Linked DNA regions of Mus musculus: region 1 is linked to region 2. A link is a contact called in ENCODE Hi-C or POLR2A ChIA-PET data. All regions are on one chromosome and are shown on one strand. Each heading gives the region's core, a stretch centred on a gene start or an enhancer-like site at or near the end of the contact. The rest is flanking DNA. Distances are from core to core; before and after follow the strand shown. Region 1 holds the start of Cd6 (CD6 antigen). Region 2 overlaps A430093F15Rik (RIKEN cDNA A430093F15 gene).

The links. Hi-C counts contacts between places; a loop is a spot of excess contacts on that map. ChIA-PET counts read pairs that join two places held with the same protein, here RNA polymerase II (POLR2A).
Region 1: a map of T-helper 1 cell shows a loop between it and region 2 (2.1-fold over the local background). The contact joins the promoter of Cd6 here to the enhancer-like site in region 2. A Hi-C loop is called at or near these places in 2 of 37 maps with a recorded cell type or tissue (T-helper 1 cell and left cerebral cortex). POLR2A ChIA-PET finds 5 or more read pairs at or near these places in 1 of 5 experiments (Patski).

Annotation. Positions count from the first base shown.
Region 1 is chr19:10,827,363-10,832,500 of GRCm38, reverse strand. Cd6 (CD6 antigen) reads left to right here and starts at 2,443. Exons shown (of 13, transcript NM_009852.3): 1 at 2,443-2,693. The coding sequence starts at 2,645.
Region 2 is chr19:10,782,227-10,787,503 of GRCm38, reverse strand. A430093F15Rik (RIKEN cDNA A430093F15 gene) reads right to left here. Exons shown (of 4, transcript NR_027805.1): 2 at 4,423-5,277; 3 at 2,159-2,271; 4 at 1,461-2,086. Among named protein-coding and RNA genes, the nearest start is that of A430093F15Rik, 44 kb to the right of the region's middle. Within about 2 kb of position 2,527, at least 1 of the 3 ENCODE cell types and tissues checked has a DNase peak (open chromatin) inside an H3K27ac peak, as active enhancers do.

The sequences.
Region 1 (5,138 bases), core at 1,194-3,693, 45 kb before region 2:
CACACACACATGGAATGGGGTGTGCACATGCCATGACACAATGCACGGAGTTGGACTACTTCTGTGGGCTTTAAAACCCATTCCTTTGTCATTTTGCTGGGCCAAGTTCATGGAGAGATAGTGAAAATGCCTGCATTACTCAAGTACAGAGAGCCACTGGTGTCCCTTGAAAATCAAGAGCCAAAGGTCTTGGTTCTAAGAGTTAAAAATAAACAATGACCTCACTGACTTGAGCATCCAACTGGACACATCCTCTAGCTTCCTGCTCTGAGCTTCACGCCCACGAAGCATGAGTGGCTTGGTCCTTCTAGCCACAATAACACTCACCCTCTGCTGTCCTGCCTTGAGGTACCCAGTTCCTGTACCAGGAGCACCTACCCCTGTACCTCCCTCTGCCACTGAAACCAGCCCTTTCTTTCTATTCCGTCTTTTTCTTTTGTCTTTGGGGAAGAATCCCTTTCCACTCTGGTTTTGGAGCCACTAATTTTTTTTTTTTTTTTTTTTTTTTTTTTTAGTGCGTGTCTGTGTGGGTGAATGTGTGGAGGTCAGACGTCAGAGGGAGATTTGCAGAAGTCAGTTTCCTCCTTCTACCATGTGACATGGGTCCGTGGGTCCCAAGGATTGAACTCAGTCCATCACACTTGGCACCAAGCACCTTTACCCACGGAGCCATCTCACTCTTGAGAATGTATGCTTCTTGAAAGCAGGGAAGTTGTTTCATCTCTTTTCTTCCCTTGGAGTGACACTCCCAAGCCTCCAGAGATGAGTGGAGTGGAATCTGGAAGCCCGACAAAACTGCCTATGCCCCGGGGCCCTTTGTGTTGCCAGACACTCTTCACTAGAGGGCGCCCTCAGCCGGTACCAGGACAGAGTCCTGTCCCTCTCTCCCTCTGAGATGGGCGGGGTCTCACTGTGGGAGGAGCCTGATTCACTATGGCTTCCCAATTTGCCACATCAGATATCCCCCTCAGCTGGTGGGACACTCCTACTAGTGGGAGAAATCCTCTCCATTACACAAGTGGAGAAATGAAAACAAGCTAGAATGGAGGAAGTGGAGTACCAAAAAATGTTGTATGAGGCATGGCTGGAATCTGGAACCAGTCTCTTTCTAGACTCTAGGGTTCTGCTTAGAGACAAATTATCCATTCCCACATTCTCTCAACAAAACCTATTTAACACCTACTATGTGTTACGAGGGGGGGCTCATTGGTGAGCTAAATGCACAGTCTACTTTCTAGCCTGGTTCAGCACGCCTAGGCAGCCTGGTCCTTCCCGCTCTAGCCCTTTCCTCCCGAATCTTTTCCTTCCCCAGCAGCCTCCCTGCACAGCCATCTGCTGAAACTCCGCTTGCCCTCTTGCCCAGGACACAAACAGCGAGCAGTCCTCAAAGATGGGATCCAGATTCTTTGGCACCTCTGTGCAACTCCCACCTGGGTTGGGGCACGTGGAGGTGGGGGGGAGTCCTTCTCTGAGACCCCCTATTCTTTGGGGTTTCCTTTGGAAAAGCTTAGGCCCTTGCTACGTGCACCCCAGGACTGGGGAAATGGTTCAGTAGTTTGCCAAAGAAGCATGAGAAGCAGAGCTCAGACTGTCAGGACCTACACAAAAGCCCTGCAGGTATGGCAGCCTCCTGAGATCCCAGCACTTAGGAGGCAGAGATGGGGACCTCCAGCGTAAGCTGGCGAGCTAAACTTGTGGAATCAGGAGCTCTAGATACAGTGAGAGACCCAACCTCGATAAATAACAGAGAACAATTGAATTGAAGAAGACTACTCTGACATCAGCTTCAAACTTACATACACACACACACAGACACACACACACACGCACAAATATACACACACATAGATACACACATTCATACATGTGCATATACACTACGCATACCATATGCTCACACACACACTTGCACACACATGCACACACATGCACATACTTTCTCTCACAAACATACACACACATGAATGAACACACACACACACATATTCACACACATACATATATACACATACACGCACACACACTACACACGGCACACCTGACATACCCCTCGATACACACACGCAAAAGAAGAGTCCATCAAGACTCTGTCCTCCTGCCTCTTAGTCACCACATTCCCAAGGACAACACAAACCTTGGAATGCAACCCCATGAGAGCTGGATTCTGTGGGAGGGGCAGCAGGGGCGCATTAATTCACTCTTCTAGCACCAGTTACTAGAGCATCTCTGGGAATGAGCTGTCTCTTTGTGTCCAGGAAAGAAGGCACAGCCTCTTTGTCTTTCTTGGAAGACCCTCAGGGATGCGTTCATTGGACATGGCCTCTGTGATTCTTAGGGTTCACTTTGGTTGGTGGGCTTATGGAAGGTAGCTTGGCTCCCCCACCCCAACAGCCCTGTAACAGCACCCCTGTTACAACAGCCTGGCTTCCTGGAGACCAAAACCACAAGCAGAAGGTAGAGGCGTGAGACACTCACAGGCTGGGCCTGTGTGTAGGAGAGAGAGTGCGCAGCACACAGGGCACTGAGAACAAGAACAGAAAGGGCACCACGGGTGAGACAAGCCATCGGTGGCACAACCGTCTCCCGGAACCAGGATGGCACTTCCTATGGGCAGGCGTGAGTAGCAGTGGAGACAGCACCAGACATGTGGCTCTTCCTTGGGATCGCTGGATTGCTGACAGCAGTTCTCTCAGGTAGATCTCTTCTGTCACCTCCTACAGCTCGTGCTAGGGGACCCGGGTTCTGTCTGCTTGGCCCCTTGCTAGCTGTTTCCTCATGGCCACCTTTGTAGAGCCTTTTAACCTAAGACCATCCTGGTGTGACAACAGCTTGGGGCTTGAGGTGACGCAGGGACCCCTTAAAGGGCCGGATGATGCTCTCATCATAAAAGGCCTCCTGGGAGTGAGGTGAACGAACCTCATGCCTGACTTGGGGCCTAGGTCTGAGGAAGGAGCTCCCCACGCATCCATAGGTGCAGGAAGCACCCGCTTCTCCCACCTTCTTACCATCTCACAGGAAGGAAGGAACGACTCCTTTGAGAGGGAGGACCAGCCAGCATCAGTATTTTCCATGTTAAGTCCCAGAGTGGGGTTCACCAGGACCAGAGACAGAATCCAGGGAGACCCAGGGGACTTCACTCTTAGTGACTTCGGTTCAACCTCTTGGATGAATTTGAGACACAAATGATCAAGAAGGCTTTTGAGTTCCTGAGCTGCTAAGTGCTGAAGTAGTCTTGCATAGTCTGGACTAGGGTTCTGGAGCAAAGGCCCAAGGTCGCCAGATACTTGATAGAGTGCACAGGCCAAGCTAGCAGAAACAGGCAATACACAGAGACTCAGGAATCCCTGTACATGGCAGGCATTCACATTTCAGGGTAGGAAGATGGTATAGAAACAGACTTAGGGTCTAAGGAGTTAGGTCTGCCTTACAGAAGGGGAGCCCAGGCAGAGGGATGGGGACATAAAGCTGGTCAGAGGTTATGAGCACTCGGGGAGTTCTGAAGTGTCTTCTTTCTGTCTGGATCTTCAGGCATTTCATCCAAGTCCCCTGGTGTTAATTGGCATGTGTTTTGCCCAGTAGAGGCCTGGGCTTTTGCTGTCCTTTCTTGACCAGCTGTTTCCAAAGCACTGGCTCTCGGAGCTCAGCCTCCTTCTACTCAGGCCGACGGCAAGGCCTTCTGCTTCTTCCTATCCATCAGTGCCACCACCTCTGCCTCTCTTAAGAGGCCTGACACAAGATCAGGCTTAAGTCCTAAAGGAAAAGGTCTGCTGACCGCTAAGACCGGGGCCCCAAACAAGCCAGCTCCTTCTCTTTCCACTGCTTCCCAGTATGGATGAGGGCTGGGGCTGAGCTGAGCACGGAGCCCTTTGGGCTGAAACTGAGAGGTCCTTGGTCTGAGATGATGGGTCCAGAGTGATGCCTATGGGAAGGTAAGACCTCAGCAGCAGGCGGGCTCCAGAGAGCCTACCCTTAGGTATGGGTTGCACCTGGCCCATGCACAGTATCAGTTCCCTCAGCTCCTTCCTGTCCCTGGGTTGATGTCAGTTGACCCGCTTTTAGTCACTGATAGAAGTTTAGTTTTGAAAGAAAAAAATTGGTTATGTTGTAAGTGGAAAAGCCTTCTCGTTTGCCAGAAATTAAAGGGATGAGGAAAGCCTAAAAATAAATGGTGGTAGAACCCAATTCGAGGCAATTGAAATGGTGTCACCAAGGCCCTAGAGCCTAAGGCCTACGCCATTCTGCTCTCCCAATTAGAGGGGTAACGAGGGAGGTGGGTAAGGACATCCTGGTTCCGAACTGTTATTTTCTTCAGAATTTGTCAGTCACTCGGAGCAGGGAACAGGCTCCTCATTGGTCAATGCTCTTTCATCAGTGCCTGATGGTCTATGTCCCATGGAGAAATGTCCCAAGAGGACAAGCTTTGCAGGTGTAAGGAAAACTGCACCCTAAAGTGACACTATGTCTCCCTCATGGTGATGTCTAGGAGGCTGAGTCTCTGGGCCCAGGGCCTGAATGTTCCTTCTTTTTTGCCTGATGTAGCAGGCCCCCTGGCTGGGCACAGATCTGTGGAACTGTGTACAGGGTGGCAGATCTGTGTTGGACCACATGTGCTTGAGGAAAGAATGTTAAGAGCAAAGAGAAAGAAAATGTAGAAAAAGTGATGGACAACAAGAAGAAATGGAGCAGGAGAGCGAAGCCCAGGAGAGAGTTCTGGAGCTTTCTGCCCGGGAGCAGTGTTCAAACTTGAGTGATCTAAATTCTATTCTGGGTGTCAGGGGCTGGCGAATGCCAGGGGTTGGTGGATGCCAGCTCTCCTAGGAGCTACCGAGCTCTCCTCTGTCTAGGGCTGGTACCTAGCTCTCTGTTCTGAGTCTCGTACTGCTTTCTCCAGCGGCTTGCCTCTGCAAGGCCTGTGTGTGACTGGGTGACCAGGACTTAGGGAGACAGACCCACTGGGCCCCGTTCTGTGCCTTGGTTTCCATCCAAGGTGGGAAAGAGACCGAGATGTGAACTAGAAGCTAACTGGAGGGAGGATGGTGTTAGGAAACGAGTTTTCACCCAGTGTTTCTAGTTCACCAATACCTGAGCTCCTGCCCTTCCCTGGTCCTCATTTTCTCAGTTACTGGGTAAAGTCTTCT
Region 2 (5,277 bases), core at 1,278-3,777:
TAGCAGCTAGGGGAGGGGGACAGGGTAAAAGAATGAATATCAGGGGCAAGGTGTGTCCCACAGCCTTGGAGAGTCCTGGCTCTGCCCTGCAGGGTTTTCACTTCTTCCGAGAGAACTATGAAGCCCAGGAAAGTCTTCCAAGTAGGTCAAGGTCACCTAGGTGGGACTGTGGGGCCTGATTAAGCCCATAAGTTATTGCTATTACCCAGGGCACACAAGATGTGTGAGAAGACTGGCTAGAGGGGCCAAGTGGATTGGAGTCCCAGGGACCGTCAGGAGGTGGGTCTTCCTGGGTAAGGATTATGGATGACCCAGCCAAGTCACCCTGGATACAGGTGGATGTCTCCCACCCAACCTAGGCCCACTTGACCCCAGCCACCCCCAAGTCCAAGGACGGAGAGGGTTCTGCCTCCTAAAAGTCACCACTTCCAAGCATACCTCCTATGTCTCTGGCGGTGCTCTCCACAGCCTCAGCTTTTCACATGCGGTATCACACAGTACAAGTGAGAAGAGCGAGCCAAGCACACCGTGTTCCTCCACGGCCATAAAAACACCCTCCAGACAGCTGGGCTTCAGGTCAAGGAGCTGTGGCTAAGCTCCAACCCAGGCCTGCAGTCTCCCTGACTGGGTGCAACAAGCATTTCCCTGGATTCCATCTCCCCAACCTCCATCCTTCCTCTGACCTTCATCTCTCCCCTAGCCTCTATCCCTCCCTGACCTTCCTCCCTTCCTCCCTGACCTCTACTCCCTCACCTGGTTTCCATCCTTCCCCTTAACCTTCCTCTGCCCTCCAAGTATGGTACCCACTGTGCCTCTGAGAACAGGACCCAAAAATACCCATACTATAGCGCCCCTTAATCCCTAATCCTTGGTCACAACACGGTGACCCCCTTTGTGACATGACCTCAATGGCCACCCTTTACTCTCCCAGACCTGTGGCCCCACCTCTGGCTAGAATCCTAACCCCTAAACTTGGCTCTATGCCTCCTGCCTCGGCCCTCAGTCCTTTCACCTCTCTGTAGCTTGAAGCGGCAGGAGGGACCAGTTATAGACACAGACATTCAACAGGGAGACCTGTACCGGGCAGGACTATTGACCCTTCAGCCAACTCTCACGGGGCTTAGGGTCAGCCTTGTACACACATTCACACACACATACACACACACACACACACACACACACACACACACACACACACACGATGGGGACAGCCAGTGCAGAGCCACCACAGCCAGGTTGCCCTGTTAATGGGAGCTGCAAAGGCTCTGGCAGTAGGGAGCTCCCTAGGGAGGATGACAGACGTGACACTTGCTCTGGGCCCTACCCTGTGAAGACCCTGAGTGACTTTGCCATTGATTCAAAGCACTTCCTTGGCCCATTTCCCCCCATGTGTCTTCAAGATTTTATCTGTGAACTGCTTGCTCCTCTGGCTCCCTTACTAGATTTTCCTTAAACTCATTGTGTAGAAAATAAAATAAAAATAAATTTATTTTCAATGGGATCTTTGACATTTTACAAAGCATCCAACATGTGTTTCTTGAAAGACAAAATACAAAGACTCAGGGGCAGCCTCCTCTCAGAGGGGCCTGAGAGAGGCAGCCATGGTGCTAGGGTTTTCCTTTACTAAGAAGGCATTGATGGGCAGGCACAAACAGAGTGAGGTTTACAAGTCAAGTAACAGGATGCAATCAGGGTCAAGTTTCATGCTCTGAACGTATGCCGGAGTCTGTAAAGAAATAGTCTTGCTTTTAGGAAACACACCAGTTATCCCAACACTCAGGAGCCTGAGGCAGGAGGATGAGAGGTTCATGATCATACTTAACTATATAGTGAGTTCAAGGCCAGCCCAAGCAAACTCACAGGCATTGCTTTTCCACTAGAGACCTGTCCAGTGGCTGTAGGTTCTAGAACTTCATTTCAGGAGCACTCGGCACGTGTGGAGTCCAGGCACCTAGAAGATAGGGACTGTGTCCTTGGGAAAAGCATCCTTGGTGTGGAACTGTCTCCAGCCGAACTGGCCTCTCTGAATCCCACATTCCTGGGGTCCCAGAAGTTTAGGGTGTCGGCCTCAGGGCTAGATGGAGAGCTGAAGAGGAAGCAAGAAAACCATCAGCTCAGAGGCCAAGGGGGCAGCCCCAACCTCCTCTCACACACATACCATCCAAGGAAACTGAGCTTTGAGAGTCTGCCCTGACTCGTGGCTCCAGCTGGCTCCGATCCCTTCTGGCCGCCAGCGCAGCTTTCTCGCCATCTGCCTCGGGCCATATTTCCCTTTAAAAACAACTTTTATTTTAAATTATTTTAAGACTTTCATAGATGGCACAGAAAATTTCCCTACACCCTGGGCTCACTTTCCTGTTATGAGCCACTTGCGCAAGCAACATGAATTTATCACAATTAAGAGAATAGCAGTCAGGCGTGGCAGGACAAGCCTGTAATCCCAGCACTAGAGAGCTGAGGAGGGGGATGGAGACTTCAAGGCCAATAGCAATCAGCCTGATCTGTTTTTCCAATCCCTTCACCAAGAGTCTGGGTCCAAAACCTAGGGATGACTGGCATCTTCAACCTGTGCCAATGGCACACACTGCCAGTCACCATGACAGATGCTGACCTTGTATGTCTGCCTGAAGTGGCTTCCGACAGCTGTCTCCACTGTGAAGCTACAGTTTACCAGTCCTGTTTGCTTTTTTTGGGAGGGGTGGGGGTGGGAGTGAGAGGAGAGAAGGGGAGGGAAGCTTGGATCAGAAGGTAAAGTAAATAAATTAATTAATGAAGGAAGGAAAAAGATACATATGAGACACTAAGTGCACAGTCTGGATTTAGGAGATTTCGCCCCATTACAGCAGAGTCCCCTGTGAAGGAGAGGCAGGCTGATACCCTGCTCCACAGTGGCTGCATCTCAATTACCCAAATCTGCAGGTGAAAGGCCTGCTGCCCACCACCTTCCTAAGTGCGCTTGGAGAACACTGCTCTACAAGGACCAATGGAGACACAAAGATGCTAATTCAGGTAGTCAGAGCAGAGAAACCCGCTGATGACCAAACTCAGTGAAAGTTGAGCATGAGCCAGTAGCCAGCTCAGAAAAATGCCCTCGCACAGCCCTGAGGCACCCTCATCACCCACAAGGAAGGGGTGGGATAGAGAACTAGACTAGCCTCCATGTGGGGCTGCCCAGGACCATCTGGCCCACGTGACCTCCAAGGCATCTACCCTACTGTGTGTGCAGCCAGGGAAGGTCTTAGGTTAATTGTCTCTCTTTGTTTAAGAAGCAGGCTTGTTTCTTCCTTTGACATGTCTTTCTATAAATAGGCTACCCTTCTTCTACCTGAACATCTGTGTCCCACAAAGGTTTTTCAAACGTCACAGATGAGTGTCACTGCCTTTTTTCACTCCTGCTCCAAATTAAAACAAGAACCCATTGTCATCATCCCCCAGCTCCAACACCTCCCTGCCCCCTTCTTAATTTGAAGCTCGCTGACATCACCCTCGGGTGTCCTTCTCCAGGCTGTAGGCACTCAGGCCCCGCCAGAGCTCTGAGTAACACATCTGACCAGGCAGGTCCCCAAGTTCATCACTTTTTAATTAAGCAACATGAACTAATTAAAAGTAATTAGAAGTGAGGCTTCAAAGGAGCAGAGTGAGACACATAAGCTACTGTCCCAAAAGCAGAGAGAAACAGGGGAGGACAACAGACAGGCTCTCACTATGAAGCCCAGGCTAACTCTAACTCATGACCTTCCTGTCTCTGCCTTCAAAGTGCTGGGATGGCAAGCCTGGACTACCACGGCCAGCTGAGAAATGGTTTTTGTACTAAACTCATATAGAACAGAAGCCAAAGCCACCCCTCTGCTCCCACATTCTTCACAGTCTTCATTGAGTTTGCAAATATGTCACCTGTTCATGTTCAAGGGCTCCTCGTTCTTCTGTTCTCTAACTTGCTCGTGTAACAACCCTCAGTGGCAGTCATAGCTATTAGCCCCAGAAAGACTCAAACCCAGCCCAGACTGAGTCTGAGACTTCCTCTCTTACCACTGTCAGCCTCTCTTCCCGCTCAGGCGCCAAGGGTGTGGCAAGACAATGAACCCCTCTAATAAACCCATTCAAGGACATCTGATTTCCCCCCACCAGGACAGTGCCCACACAAAAAACAGAAAGCAAAGCTTTATGTGTCTGCAACAGTTTTATCGTCACCATCTTAGCAGCCACCCCCTCCAGGATCTGGATCTATAGATGCAGTGCACCTCTGGTCTGAGAGGCTTCCTTGGGGGAGGGGAGTTACAAAGGGACCTTTGGCAACATCTCAAGCACTCAAGGGAAGAGTGCTCATTGGCCCATAACCTTAGTGGCCCAGCCCTCACTTCCAGGAGTGACTGAGGGACAGAGCTCCCATAGGGGCTTCGGATCTACCAGACCCAACTGTACCTCAGCATCAGCAGAAACCATTACCAAGAGGCTCAGCCAGCAGAGATGCAGTGTCCTAAGGAGAGGCTTTGCAACACATCACCCTCTCCTCTCTCTAGAGGAGCGGCTGAGGCCCAAGGATTGCTGGCAAATTCCAGGACTTTGCCCAGCTTTGGAGACGAAGTCACTGATGCTGAGAGAGTCTCACTGGCCATAGCTGAGACATGAGTCCACAGTATAGACTTTCCCCTCTTTAAGGCCTCCAACTGGCAATCCAGAGGCCAGTCAATCTCTAGATGAGCATTTGTCTGGCAATGCTGAGGGTGAACCCATGACCCACACACATCCGGGAAGCGCCCTGCCACTGAGCTATAAGTTCAACCTTTCCTTCATTTTAAAAATTTTATGTTTTTGGAGTCAAGAGTCTCACTAAGTTGCCCTGGTTGACCACGGAGTGGGTGACAGACATATGTGCCAGTCCTCAAGTCTTGTACCAGGGTGGGGCTGGCAGGGTATAGCACCCTTCCAGTTTGCTGTGTCTGGCTTCCTTGAGGCTGCTACAGGTCCAGGAAGTTTGTAACCTGAGAAGGGGCCACGGAAGGCATCCAGGGACACCTCAGGGTGTTTGTAAGTGAACACATGGACTCATACAAACTTTCATCTGTCGGCTACAAACGCTGAAACTGAAGGCTCTGGAAGAGCTCCTTCCCAAAATGTCCACAGCCAACGCCAATGCCTACTGAGGGGCCATTAGTCCCTGCTCCGTCTTCAGTAAGAGGCCTGCCTTCTCTAGAGTTGGTTTAAAAGATGGCTTCTCCTGGGAGATGCTGGTCACGCATACCTGAACACAAACTGCTTTCTTAGAGTTCTTAAACT